Regions from separate parts of the Homo sapiens genome. Here region 1 is linked to region 2. The links are chromatin loops, found by intact Hi-C in ENCODE. Cell type or tissue: HepG2. All regions are shown on one strand.

Region 1 (2,500 bases), 49 kb before region 2:
TAAATGCCTCAATTAAAAGACACAGACTGGCAAACTGGATAAAGAGTCAAGACCCATCACTGTGCTGTATTCAGGAGACCCACCTCATGGCCAAAGGCACACATAGGCTCAAAATAAAGGGATGGAGGAATATTTACCAAGCAAAAAAAAAAAAAAAAAAAAAAAAAAAAAAAAAAAAAAAAAGGCAGGCGTTGTAATCCTAGTCTCTGATAAAACTGACTTTAAACCAACAAAGATCAACAGAGACAAAGAAGGGCATTACATAATGGTAAAGGGATCAATGCAATAACAAGAGCTAACTAACCTAAATATATATGCACCCAATAGAAGAGCACCCAGATTCATAAAGCAAGTTATTAGAGACCTACAAAGACACTTAGACTCCCACACAATAACGGTGGGAGACTTTAACACCCCACTGTCAATATTAGATCAACAAGACAGAAAATTAACAAGGGTATTCAGGACCTGAACTCAGCTCTGGACCAAGCGGACCTAATAGACATCTACGGAACTCTCCACAACAAATCAACAGAATATACATTCTTCTCAGCACCTCATCACACTTATTCTAAAATTGACCACATAATTTGAAGTAAAACACTCCTCAGAAAAGGCAAAAGAAAGGAAATCATAACAGTCTCTCAGACCACAGTGCAATCAAATTAGAACTCAGGATTAAGAAACTCACTCAACTACATGGAAACTGAACAACTTGCTCCTGAATGACTACTGGGTAAATAATGAAAGGAAGGCAGAAATAGATGTTCCTTGAAACCAATGAGAACAAAGACACAACGTACCAGAATCTCTGGGACACATTTAAAGCAGTGTGGAGAGGGAAATTTATAGCACTAAATGACCACAAGAGAAAGCAGGAAAGATCTAAAATTGACACCCTAACATCACAATTAAAAGAACTAGAGAAGCAAGAGTAAATAAAGTCAAAAGCTAGCAGAAGACAAGAAATAACTAAGATCAGAGCAGAACTGAAGGAGATAGAGTCATGAAAAACCCTTCAAAAAAATCAATGAATCCAGGAGCTGGTTTTTGGAAAAGATCAACAAAATAGACCACAAGCCAGACTAATAAAGAACAAAAGAGAGATGAATCAAATAGATGCAATAAAAAACGATAAAGGGGATATCACCACTGATCCAACAGAAATACAAAATGCCATCAGGGAATACTATAAACACCTCTATGCAAATAAACTAGAAAATCTAGAAGAAATGAATAAATTCCTGGATACATACACCCTCCCAAGTCTAAACCAGGAAGAAGTCGAATCCCTGAAGAGACCAATATTCAAGTTCTGAAACTGAGGCAGTAATTAATAGCCTACCAACAAAAAAAGTCCAGGACCAGAAGGATTCATAGCTGAATTCTACCAGAGGTGCAAAGAAAAGCTGGTACCATTCCTTCTGAAACTATTCCAAACAACAGAAAAAGAGGGACTCCTCCCTAACTCATTTTATGAGGCCAGCATCATCCTGATACCAAAACCTGGCAGAGACACAACAAAAAAAGAATTTTCTTTTCAAAAGAAAAGAAAATATCCCTGATCAACATCGATGTGAAAATCCTCAATAAAATACTGGCAAACCGAATGCAGCAGCACACCAAAAAGCTTATCCACCACGATCAAGTCAGCTTCATCCCTGGGATGCAAGGTTGGTTCAACATACGCAAATAAATAAACGTAATCCATCACATAAACAGAACCAATGACAAAAACCACATGATTATCTCAATAGATGCAGAGAAGGCCTTCAACAAAATTCAACACCCCTTCATGCTAAAAACTCTCAATAAACTAGGTATTGATGGAACATATCTCAAAATAATAAGAGCTATTTAAGACAAACCCACAGCCAATACCATACTGAATAGGCGAAAACTGGAAGCATCCCCTTTGAAAACTGGCACAAGACAAGGATGCCCTCTCTCACCACTCCTATTCAACACAGTATTGGAAGTTCTGGCTAGGGCAATCAGGCAAGAGAAAGAAATAAAGGTATTCAAATAGGAAAAGAGGAAGTCAAATTGTCTCTGCAGATGACATGATTGTATTTTTAGAAAACCCCATTGTCTCAGCCCAAAATCTCCTTAAGCTGATAAGCAACTTCAGCAAAGTCTCAGGATACAAAATCAATGTGCAAAAATCACAAGCATTCCTATACACCAATAACAGGCAGAGAGCCAAATCATGAGTGAACTCCCATTCACAATTGCTACAAAGAGAATAAAATACCCAGGAATACAATTTACAAGGGGTATGAAGGACCTCTTCAAGGAGAACTACACATTACTGCTCAAGGAAATAAGAAAGGACACAAATAAATGGAAAAACATTCCATGCTCATGGATAGGAAGAATCAGTATCAGGAAAATGGCCATACTGCCCAAAGTAATTTACAGATTCAATGCCATCCCCATCAAGCTACCATTGACTTTCTTCAGAGAACTGGAAAAACTAAACTTCACATGGAACCAAAAA
Region 2 (2,500 bases):
ACTCAAATACAACAGTGGTGATCAAGTAAAAATTTGGAACACAAGTAACATTGCATACAATCTATTACCTAACTTTCAGATGATTTCAAATATCCAATAAAAGATTTTTTTCACCATTGAGAAAGATCTTTATTTGGTTTACTTAATGTTAACAATTACACTAGTACTTTTTCTAAAATACTGTGATAGGGTAAGTACTTCCTTGATAAAGCAAGAATTTGATGTAAACCCCACTTGTATGGTGCAGTAAGAAACAAGTCATTCATTTTCTGATTGTTAGAAACTACCATATATTTGTGTATCTTCATCTACCCCTGTAGAGAATTTGAAAAGATCAGGCCCCTCTTCAGTTAACCCTATGCAAATAAATGTGACCAGCTGTGTGTGGGAGGTAGGGAGGCGCGGGGAACGACAGAGTTTGTTATTTAAAGGTGAAAATCTCTAGCTTCAGGTATAACTTAAATAACAGATTTAAGTCTTTAAGAAGACTCAACATCTTCAAAAGAATATTTTTTAAAGTGTACATAATAAAAGTAAATTAAACTAATATAGACCTCTTTAGACAGCTTTCTCTGAATTATCTGATAACGAACATAAAAATGAGAAGTGAAAGGTGTATAGGAAATCTGTCACTTTCAGAATACAGTTCTCTTTCCTACGATTTCTCAACTCAGTCAAATGCTTCAATGATGTCCATTCATTCCCCCTATATTCATGCAGTTTTTAATTTTTTCCCTATGAGACCCTTTACAATCCTCTCAAGTTTCTCACTAAAACTAAATACAATATGGAAATATTTTCTTAAAACACACATGAACAATGCTTAAATTCCTATTTTTTTCAGATATAAATTTGAACCCCCTGAACTTCAGCTTTGTCATCTATAAAATAGGGATAACCACATTGGTTCTGTGCAGGCTGCTATCAGAGTTAATAGATAATGGCCATATATAAACTAAAAGGAGCCCTAGTGTCAACTTTATCTTCCTTTTTTTTAACATTATTCACTGGGAAAATGTGTACACAAATATTTGTATAGTGACCACTGGTATGTATTATCACAAATTATGTCTTATCCTGAAACATTCCTGAGAAGGCAAAAAGAATCCAAATGAGCTAAAAGATTATCATCACCATGATCCAGCATAACCATTCAGTTAGCAAATATTTATGGAACTTTCTGTAAATTATTGATGATATTTGTATATTAGCTGTCAGCTGCTGAGGTTGTCATACATCCCTTTTCGTCATTCCAAAATTATTTCTACCTATGCTAGGTTTCTAGATATGCTTAAGGTTTTTGTTTTTTTTTAAAATAAACTATCAGTTCCTAAACATATAAGCTGTCCATAAGGCCAAGTTTTTCTAACAGCATCAAATAGAATAAACAACTTTTAATGATTTGGTTTTAAGGTCCCATGGACATTGATGGTCTAATAATACAAAGCAGGCCAATATTGACTCTGATAATCTCCCTTTTAAAATAATTCTCTTATCCAATTATACCCCAGATGCCTAGTACCCTCATGCTTTTCAAACCAATCTCTCTCAAGTTGTATAGTGCATGAGTAAATGTAATCTAATAAAGCCAAAAACAATAACAACTTCTATTGAGCATTTAATATGTACTGCATTACTTTGTGACATGCACTTTACACATATTTAATCCCCATAGATTTCTAAGATATAGGTACTTTTATTATACCCATGTTAAAGGAAGGAAAAATCATTCCTCAATTTTAAATACAGTAAGTCCTCACCTAATGTCATAGCTACTGTGACACTGGATAATGTTCTTGGAAACTGTGACTTTAAGAGAAGGACTTTAAGGACCATGTGCAGCAGGTTCTTGAATAATATCATTTTGTTCAGCATTGTTTTGTTATAACATTGACTGGAAAAAAAATGGTTTCGTCACATGTCATTTAGCTTAAAACCTTAGTTTCCAAGAACCTATTAACAATTTTAAGTGAGAACTTACTGTAATTCCTAAAAATGAAACATGGTTACAAAATACAGGTTACGAGAGCCCATCTCCCAATTTTTCATAAGCTACACATATAGTCGTACCATTTCAAGTAACACAAAAATTATTATTTCTTTATGTAATTTGGAGATTATTTTTAAAAGGGAATGGTCAACTTTATAATCATATTTTGTTAAAGAAACTATTTGGCAAAACAGTAACAACAGGAAAAAAGTCAACCAAGTATAGTAATCACAATTCTACTTCTGAATTTTCATGTAGTATCTAATTTTCTCTACTTCACTGAGGATACTCTTATACTAGAAAATTATTAATCGCTTTCTTAAAATAATGCATCCTTTTTGCTCCAACAGTTCTCACTGGTACTTGCTACTAACAGAGCACTAGGATCATTTCCATAAACTAAGAAACTTAGCCTTGACATTCTATATCACATTTAACCAATGTCTGTTAACAGGTTAAAGCATTTTATATAAGTTCCTTACAAACTGTATATAAGGAGGAATAAGGTTA

The links. Hi-C counts contacts between places; a loop is a spot of excess contacts. Peaks named below come from ENCODE experiments on the same cell type or tissue, not always from the same donor. Only the 100,000 strongest peaks of a DNase experiment are listed, where the experiment ranks them.
Region 1: a loop joins it to region 2, with 8 times the contacts of the local background. A loop is called at or near these places in 1 of 110 quality-filtered maps.

What each region holds. Positions count from the first base shown.
Region 1 is chr1:62,563,722-62,566,221 of GRCh38, forward strand. All of the region lies in intron 18 of DOCK7 (dedicator of cytokinesis 7), which reads right to left. Among named protein-coding and RNA genes, the nearest start is that of ANGPTL3, 33 kb to the right of the region's middle. In HepG2, no CTCF peak of the experiment used is centred here; no DNase peak of the experiment used is centred here.
Region 2 is chr1:62,613,030-62,615,529 of GRCh38, forward strand. The region is part of intron 14 of DOCK7 (dedicator of cytokinesis 7); the gene reads right to left. Among named protein-coding and RNA genes, the nearest start is that of ANGPTL3, 17 kb to the left of the region's middle. In HepG2, no CTCF peak of the experiment used is centred here; a DNase peak (open chromatin) is centred at 1,062.